Regions from separate parts of the Homo sapiens genome. Here all the other regions are linked to region 3. Evidence: chromatin contacts called from ENCODE Hi-C or POLR2A ChIA-PET data. All regions are on one chromosome and are shown on one strand. The core of a region is the stretch at or near the end of the contact, and the rest is flanking DNA. Distances in the headings are between cores, read along the strand shown. Region 1 overlaps CUX1 (cut like homeobox 1). Region 2 overlaps CUX1 (cut like homeobox 1). Region 3 overlaps CUX1 (cut like homeobox 1).

Region 1 (3,159 bases), core at 392-2,891, 130 kb before region 3:
AAATGAACTGATTAGAACCAGAAGAGCCGAGAGTCATTTTTATTTTAAAATTCTTTTTGCATGAACACATGTAGTGTTGAGGAATATGTGGAAAATTGAAATATTGCTTCTCTCCTACCGTGTCTCCAGTGCCTCGATAAATCACCTTTTTTTTTTCCTTTTAAAATGTCTGGCCTTATAATTTATGTTTGCATAACCCATTACTAAATTCATAGTAGGTGTTTTAGTTGGCAGGCATTATTCCAGGGATTTGGAGGAGTTTAAAAAAAATACAGAGCCTTTGTTAGTATTTATACTAAGTGGACATTTTCCTTTTTTAACAACAACAACAAAAAAGAATTAGATTTTTAAAAAAGAATTCAGAGCTAGCTATTTACCTTTTTCCTAGACAAACACTATTAAGTCCATATTCTCACATTATTCATTGTCTTAATGGAGATTAAGATTTCTTAATGGACTTTATTATAGCTTTTCTTTCTTTTTTTCAAAATTAGAACTGGCCGAAGAAAATGCTTCTACTATTAAGATCAGATGAATTTCTACAGAATTTTCAGTAGGTGTCATGTTGTATAGGAAATAAACATTTCTGTTTTAGTAGGTTTTCGATTTCTTACCTCCCGTTGACCGTTTTGATCATAAAGTGAAGATGAATACATTCATTCATTTACTGCAGTCTTTGGTACTTGAACAGAAATAGCAGTGTTCTTGGTTTGTTCGCATACTTGTGGCTTACCTTTGAGACTTTCTAATTTTTAACCAGACATTTAAAAATAGCCATTCTGTCTTTTAGCCCTAATTTAGAAAAACTTGTAGCGCTTTCCTTTGAAATGATGAAAAAAAAAGTTCTTTCTGTTTTCTATCATCAAAGTTTAAAAAGCGATGTTTGGATATTTTAAAAGCCGGAAAGACCATGTATGGCGTGCTGAGGAAGTTTGCTTTGTTTGATCATTTTCTCTTCCCCTCACCCCCATCAGCTGGCTAATAATGTTTTCCATGTTAAATGTGTATCACAGCCTGTTGAAATCCCTGTGGTTAATCAGAAGAGAAGTTGTTTCTATCCTATGGAACCTTAATACAGTTGTCAGGAGGTTTGTGAACAGAAATTCAGAATTCATCACACTGTAACGATGATCTAAAGGTCAAGTTGTACAGTATAAATTTGAAAATCTCTCTCTGACTTCCTTTCTACCTAAATTAGAGCCTAAAAGTCATGAGAATTTTGTCTTCTTTTTGTTTATTTTAGAGATAGCATAGTCGATGTTTTAAAAAGTTGCCACCTTTTCACTATAATGCGCTCCCATTATCAGAGATGTTTATTCTGGTTGTATCTCTCTGACAACCTTCAATACTTAACAGAATAATTTAGTTTGGATTCAAAGAAGTGCCTCTTCTATTTCTGTGTTTGTTTCTAGAAACTTTGAGGTGGAGGAATTATTGTTCCTTCTTCTTGGCAATGTTCAGGGTTTCACGAATCTGACTTTTAAAAGCCCAGCTCTCAGCCCCGAGCCTCTCATGAGTTAAAGAAAGGGTTTTGCAGCTTTTGGTAGACGAGAAACACATTTTATGGCTCTTCATGAAGTTGCCCGCTCCGTCCACGTCCTGTCCTCTTCCTCCTTCCCAGTTTCTGGGCTCCCTGGCTCTTGTCATGAGGCTTTCAGTTTTGTGTCCCAGAAAGCGCTTCCCCCGGGGACAGTGCCATGCCAAGGCTGGGAGAAGGGAAAAAGGAGGTGTTTATCGCCTTGAAGATGCCTTCCAGCCTTTATTATTAACTCCCTTCCAAAGTAAACTTTCGGGTTTTTTTCAAGTCTGTTCTGGCCAAAGTACAGTTGGGTTTGCCGTGTTCTCTAGGAGTAGAGGTGAAAACAGCATTGCCCGGGGTGAGGAGCAGGAGGAGGAAGGGTCCACGTATAGGAGTGGATGGAGGGGATCTGTGAGACAGCTGCTGGGACAGATCCGACTTGGAGACTGTCAGGCCTCTGAGCCCAAGCTAAGCCATCATATCCCCTGTGACCTGCACGTACACATCCAGATGGCCGGTTCCTGCCTTTACTGATGACATTCCACCACAAAAGAAGTGAAAATGGCCTGTTCCTGCCTTAACTGATGACATTATCTTGTGAAATTCCTTCTCCTGGCTCATCCTGGCTCAAAAGCTCCCCTACTGAGCACCTTGTGACCCCCACTCTGCCCGCCAGAGAACAAACCCCTTTTGACTGTAATTTTCCTTTACCTACCCAAATCCTATAAAACGGCCCCACCCCTTTCTCCCTTCGCTGACTCTCTTTTCAGACTCAGCCCACCTGCACCCAGGTGAAATAAACAGCTTTATTGCTCACACAAAGCCTGTTTGGTGGTCTTTTCACACGGACGTGAGTGAAAGAGACTGCCATTCATGAATGGACAAGGCCTGGCTCCGTCCACGCTTTCCCAGCTCTGTGTCCTGCCATCGGACATGCTGGCACATCTGCTGTGGGTGCCCTGCACTTCTCCGGGCACTCCTGGCCCAGCTGGGGAGGTTGGCATGGTATCCACCATTTTGTTCTAAAGTAGTAAATGAAACTCTTGGGAGGGCAGCACCCAGCAGATGTTTGGAGCTAGAGACAGGGCTCTGGGGATGTGTAGGAACCCGGACCTGGTGTGGCAATGGTGTGGGGCTGTCACGAGGCGTGAGGAGGCTGGGGTGGTGTTGGGGACAGCACACGATGCTGGGGCTCAGGCCAAGTGAAGCTTGGACTTCACTCTGTCTGAGGCTTTGCCAAGTGTCAGAGGGTGCACACTTGGGAGTCACATGGCCAGGCTCACATTTCCAGCCGAAGTTACACTCTACAGCCTGGCAGCAGATGGACGTTTGGGGACAGAGGTGGAGCCGGAACAGCTGAGACACTGTTTTAGAGGACTCTGCGAGAAACACGCTCTTAAAACAAGGAAGCGGTGGTTATGTCTTATTCAACAACGATCTGTTGTGGACCAGCTGTGTGCCAGGCAGTTGCAGGCCCTGAGGCTGCAGCAGTGAGCAGAAGGCCAAGGTCCCTGCCCTCGCGGTGCTTACATTCTAGTGGAGACAGATGTTAAACTACAGGGCAGGAAAACACTGTCAAGGAGATGCAGGTGGAGGATTCTGACTGTGGAACTGGGGCATAGAGACAGTGGGTTTTGAAA
Region 2 (2,799 bases), core at 11-2,510, 110 kb before region 3:
CTACTCGAGAGGCAGGAGAATTGCTTGAACCCTGGTGGCGGAGGTTGCAGTGAGCTGAGATCATGCCACTGCACTCCAGCGTGGGTGACAGAGACAGATTCAGTCTCAAAAAAAAAAAAAATGCAGGTTCAAGGAAGGGAGAGGATGATTTGTGTTCCGCTCTGCGCCTCCTCCCTGGTCCATTCCCTTCTCCCTGTTGGACCATTGCTGTGACACAGGTGATCTGAGCATCAAGAAAAAGGCATTTCTTGCTTCTCAGTGATATTAGCAAGCACCTGCTGCTTGTATTCACTGTGCTGAGTTCTACCCATTTATTCTCTCATTCAGTCTTTACATCTCCCTGATGAGGAGGCATAATAATATCATGCCCATTTTATAGACTTGAGGGAACTGAGCCCAAGCCATTCAGCCAGAGAGTAACCGAGCTGGAGTTCCACCAGGTCTGTCTGCTCTGATAGCAGGCATGCCTGACCTCCGCACCTACCCACTTCCCCACTTCTGCAGTCTCATGTGTCCCAGGGAACGCACAGCTGGGGCCCCTCTCCTAATTTGCACCCTTCCTGAGCCAGTTCAGAAGTCCCAGACTGTGTCTTTCTGGCTGGCTGTGTCACTGGGCCCAAGGATGGTGCTACGGGGCTAAAGATCTTCTACACTGACCCTCTCCACTAACGGGAAATCAGAAAAGGGAACTTGAAGAGAACATTGGCACCAATGGTTGGACCTAGGGATTTGTAGCCACCTTTCTAAGGGAGATAGAGGACAGGGCTAAGAGTCACAACTTTTGTTCTCTACCCTTGAGCAATCGAATACTTGCAAAGCCCTGTTTCTAAGGTTAAAAAAAAAAGGCTGGGCCCTGTGGCTCACGCCTGTAATCCTAGCACTTTGGGAGGCCAAGGTGGGCGGATCACGAGGTCAGGGGATGAGACCATCCTGGCTAACACGGTGAAACCCCGTCTCTACTAAAAATACAAAAAATTAGCCGGGTGAGGTGGCACATGCCTGTAGTCCCAGCTACTCGGGAGGCTGAGGCAGGAGAATGGCGTGAACCCGGGAGGTGGAGCTTGCAGTGAGCCCACGTCTCAAAAAAAAAAAAAAAAAAAAAAAAAGGAGGCAGCTTTGGGGGACAAAACATTCAGCGTGGCCGGCTCTCCGCATCTTACAGTGGTAGGGATGAAATGCACGCGCCCTCATTTGAAATGAGAATCGCAGTGCCTCAGTTAAACAGCGGCCTCTCCGGATGCCAAGCTGAGATCATTTCCATTTCTGTGCCGAGATCGGCCTTTTGCAGAGATAGATGGGTTATATTTATCACCAGCTAACTTATTAGCATGTGACACCAGATACACCAAATTGTAATCTGACTCATAAAAGGATATGTAGTTCATGACTTGATGGTGAAGCAGGTCAGTTTAAAAAAAAAAATCAGATGGATTATGGAGTCAACGTTTCCTTCAGAAAACTTCTTCAGGGGTAAACTGGTATAATAGGAATGTCTGTTCAGACTGTTTTGAAAACAGTTACCTTGAGAATTTTGTATTCCTTTGACCCAGCAATCCCACTTTTGAAAATCTATCCCAAGGAAAAAAATTAGAAATACAGTTAAAGCCGCCTGGGCACAGTGGCTCACGCCTATAATCCCAGCACTTTGGGAGGCCGAAGCGGGCAGTGCGGGTTGAGTGCGGGAGTTTGAGACCAGCCAGAGCAACATAGCGAGACCCTGTCTCTACACAAAATACAAATTGTTTGCTGGGCATGGTGGTGTGCACCAGTAGTCCCAGCTATCTGGGAGGCCAAGGCGGGAGGATCGCTTGAGCCAGGGAGGTCGAGGTTGTGGTGGGCTGTGATCACACCACTGCATTCCAGCCTAGGTGACACAGTGAGACCCTGTCTCAAACAGAAAAAAAGAAATGTGGCCAAAGCTTTATGAACAATAATGTTAATTATAGTGTTATTGATATACTAAAAACAGGTGGGAGGGAACAAGGCTAGTGTCCAATATAGAGGAACGGCTAAATGATGCTAAAAATCATTCATTCAAATTATTATGTAACTGATATTGTTTCCCAAGAATATTTACTAACACAGAAAAGATCATGATATCACCTAAAGTAAGAATTAAAGATGCTGTATCACCCTAGTTTAATGAAAGAAAAATGTTCAAAAATATAAAGACAAGATGAATATATAGACATACAGCACAATAGATGCAAATACCTGCACATCACACAAGGGCTGGTGAACATGAGGACACTGGATTCTTCCAGGCCTTTTTCTAAGTCTTAGCAGGGATTATTTTTGGTTGGTGTGAGATTGGCTTTTTTCTTTGTTATGCTTTTCTGTGTTTTGCAGATTTTCTCCATAGAGAATGTTACTTTTTTTTAGGCAGGGAACGGTGGCTCACGCCTGTAATCCCAGCACTTTGGGAGGCTGAGGCAGGCAGATCACCTGAGGTCAGGAGTTCGAGACCAGCCTGGCCAACTTGGTGAAACACCGTCTCTACTAAAAATACAATAAAAATTATAGCCAGGTGTGGTGGCAGGCGCCTGTAGTCCTAGCTAGTAGGGAGGCTGAGGCAGGAGAATCATTTGAACCTGGGAGGTGGAGGTTGCAGTGAGCTGAGATCACGCCACTGCACTCCAGCCTGGGCAACAGAGTGAGATTCCATCTCTTAAAAAATAAAATAATTTAAAAAAAACAAGAGAATGTTACTTTTTAATTTGAAAACAATAAGAAAATGTCCAAGTCTGCAAAATAGAGTCTTTTTGAAAGACTCTTCGTACTTATTAATTTATTCACCAG
Region 3 (2,963 bases), core at 319-2,818:
GTTCAAGCAATTCTCCTGCCTCAGCCTCCCAAATAGCTGGGATTACAGGTGCCTGCCACCACACCTGGCTGATTTTTTGTATTTTTAGTAGAGATGGGGTTTCACCATGTTGGCCAGGCTGGTCTTGAATTCCTGACCTTGTGATCTGCCCACCTCAGCCTCCAAAAGCACTGCGATTACAGGTGTGAACCACCGCGCCTGGCCTTTTTTTTTTTTTTTTTTTTTTGGAGACAGACTCTCACTGTGTCTCACTCTAGCCCAGGCTAGAGTGCAGTGGCATGATCTCAGCTCACTGCAACCTCCGCCTCCAGGGTTCCAGTGATTCTCCTGCCCCAGCCTCCCCAGTAGCTGGGATTACAGGTGTCCACCACCATGCCTGGCTAATTTTTGTATTTTCAATAGAGACAGGTTTCACCATGTTGGCCAGGCTGGTCTCGAACTCCTGACCTCAGGTGATCCATCTGCTTTGGCCTCCCAAAGTGCTGGGATTTACAGGCGTGAGTCACTGTGCCCAGCCAAAGACTTCAGCATTTAAGTAACCTGCCTCCCGGTCACCCAGCCAGTGTGTGCTGGAACTAGGATTCAAACCCAAGTCTGTCTTTTGATCAAACCACACACTCTTTCCATTGACCATGTGGCCCCCAGCCCCAGTGCGCAATGCTGGATGTTATCATATCCCTAGGAGGGGCCAGGAGCCAGGGTCCAAGTAACTTGGTGGGTTTCTGCGTCTGAGAAATGAAGCTGGTGAGACGGCGGTTCCTTCACTGTTTTCCAAGGGCTGCCACGGCTTTGATCTTGACAGCAACCAAGATGTATCTCCCCACTTTGCAGATGAAAAAACTGAGGCCCAGAGAGGTTAATTCAATGGTTCAGGCAGAGCACCTGTTTTATGTTGGAGCTGGAAATCAAACCCTCATGTGCCAACAGCATGCCCAGGCCCTTGGCTGTGTGTGGCGTGGACTTGCCTACCACATGGGCATGGCCAGGCCCCTGTGGTGCAGTGGAGAGATGAGCCTTTTTTATTTCAAAATACACAGCACTTCTTGGCCGGTCACAGTGGCTCATGCCTGTAATCCCAGCACTTCGGAAGGCTGAGGCGGGTAGATCACTTGAGCTCAGGAGTGAGCCACTGTGCCCGGCACTGTATGTTACTCTCTTAGAGATATGGCCAACTCGTGAGATCTGTAACCATCAGCTTTTACTAGATTATGCTGCAGTAACAAACAAACTGCTACAAATCTCAGTGGCCTGTGGCAACCAAAGATCATTTCTTGTTCATGTGTCATGTTGACTAGGGCTGGCTGTGACTGTGCCCCAGCCCCGTGGGTGGTCCTCATTCTAGGATCTCAGTGGAGGAAGTAGGTCCTATAAGGTCCTTGCAGCAGAGGGAGGGAGCACACTGGCTCTTAAATCTTAATGCTCAGATAAGACACCATCACTTACATACCATTGGCCAAAGCATTTCGTGTGGCTATGCCTGACATCACTGAGGAGGGAAAGCACCCAGGGGGAAGTTGCTGTTACACCACAAGTCACGTGGCAGTGGGCAGCGATGTGTGACGCCTCCTCCAGGGAGCCTAGATGGTAGTTGGGAGCGGCAGCAGCATATTCCATGTGACTCCGGGAACCCACAGCACAGCCGTGCTGGCACTCACATGGTTGGGCACTTTCTCACCCCTTCCATATCTCAGAGATCTGGTGGATTTCTATGAAACTTGTTTTCTAAACCTAGACTGAGTTTTTATACTATCATAAGCGGATACTGATTGAGAGCTAGATTAAAATACCTTCCTATAGACATTTGTCTTTCTCTTATTTTATTTGAGACAGGGTCTCACTGTCACCCAGGCTGGAGTGCAGTGGTGCAATCATAGCTCATTGGAGCCTTGACCTCCTGAGCTCAAGGGATCCTCCCAAAGAGGTGGGACCACAGGCATACACCACCACACCCACCCAGCCAATTTTTTATTTTTTGTAGAGACAGGATCTTGCTACACTGCCCAGGTTGATCTCGAACTCCTGCACTCAAACGATCCTCCCACCTTGGCCTCCCAAAGTGCTGGGATTATAGGCGTGAGCCACTGCACTACACATTTGTCTTTAAATGTAACACTTAGCCGGGTGCGGTGGCTCATGCCTGTAATCCCAGCACTTTGGGAGGCCGAGGCGGGCGGATCACCTGAGGTCGGGAGTTCAAGACCAGCCTGGCCAACATGGAGAAACCCCGTCTCTATTAAAAATACGAAAATTAGCTGGGCATGGTGGCAGGCACCTGTAATCCCAGCTACTCGGGAAGCTGATACAGAAGAATCTCTTGAACCTGGGCGGGGAGGTTGCAGTGAGCCAAGATCGCACCATTGCACTCCAGCCTGGGTGACAGAGCGAGATTCCGTCTCTAAATAAATAAATAAATGTAACACTACATTAAAAAAAAAAAAACTCAGCCTTATGAAAGTGATGTTGCTGAAAACATAACCGTGGAATCCAGTAGCGGCCATTAGTGCAGATGTGCGGGTCACTGCAGGAAGACAGCTGGAGAGCGCTGTTGGGTGTGTACAGTGGAGAAAGACACCTCCCAGGAGCTACTGCCAGCCAAGTGGCTGTCATCATCTCACAGCACACAAAACAGATGCTTACTACACAGAGAACTCTTTACATATTAAGTATTTCCTTTTCTTTTTTTTTTTTTTTTTTTTTTTGAGACGGAGTCTCACTCTGTCGCCCAGGCTGAAGTGCAATGGCACGATCTTGGCTCACTGCAAGCGCGGCCTCCCGAGTTCACGCCATTCTCCTGCCTCAGCCTCCCAAGTAGCTGGAATTACAGGCGCCTGCCACCACACCCAGCTAATTTTTATAGTTTTAGTCAAGAGAGACGAGGTTTCACCATGTTGGCCAGGCTGGTCTCGAACTCCTGACCTCAAGTGATCCACCCACCTTGGCCTCCCAAAGTGCTGGGATTACAG

The links. A loop is a pair of places that touch in the nucleus more often than their neighbours do. ChIA-PET counts read pairs that join two places held with the same protein, here RNA polymerase II (POLR2A). Pooled maps may share reads with other maps.
Region 1: a pooled map shows a loop between it and region 3 (4-fold over the local background). The contact joins two enhancer-like sites. A Hi-C loop is called at or near these places in 1 of 168 maps with a recorded cell type or tissue (MCF 10A), 5 of 37 single-sample maps with no recorded cell type and 5 of 50 pooled maps. POLR2A ChIA-PET finds 5 or more read pairs at or near these places in 4 of 52 experiments (GM12878, MCF 10A, RWPE1 and 1 more).
Region 2: a pooled map shows a loop between it and region 3 (3-fold over the local background). The contact joins two enhancer-like sites. A Hi-C loop is called at or near these places in 1 of 168 maps with a recorded cell type or tissue (MCF 10A) and 3 of 50 pooled maps. POLR2A ChIA-PET finds 5 or more read pairs at or near these places in 6 of 52 experiments (GM12878, MCF 10A, Panc1 and 3 more).

The regions. Positions count from the first base shown.
Region 1 is chr7:101,933,058-101,936,216 of GRCh38, forward strand. All of the region lies in intron 2 of CUX1 (cut like homeobox 1), which reads left to right. Among named protein-coding and RNA genes, the nearest start is that of CUX1, 120 kb to the left of the region's middle. RefSeq lists enhancers at 1,780-2,351, 2,352-2,923, 2,869-3,008, 2,924-3,159. Within about 2 kb of position 1,642, at least 14 of the 41 ENCODE cell types and tissues checked have a DNase peak (open chromatin) inside an H3K27ac peak, as active enhancers do.
Region 2 is chr7:101,955,058-101,957,856 of GRCh38, forward strand. The region is part of intron 2 of CUX1 (cut like homeobox 1); the gene reads left to right. Among named protein-coding and RNA genes, the nearest start is that of CUX1, 140 kb to the left of the region's middle. Within about 2 kb of position 1,261, at least 5 of the 41 ENCODE cell types and tissues checked have a DNase peak (open chromatin) inside an H3K27ac peak, as active enhancers do.
Region 3 is chr7:102,060,708-102,063,670 of GRCh38, forward strand. The region is part of intron 3 of CUX1 (cut like homeobox 1); the gene reads left to right. Among named protein-coding and RNA genes, the nearest start is that of SH2B2, 220 kb to the right of the region's middle. RefSeq lists an enhancer at 1,506-1,805. Within about 2 kb of position 1,569, at least 8 of the 41 ENCODE cell types and tissues checked have a DNase peak (open chromatin) inside an H3K27ac peak, as active enhancers do.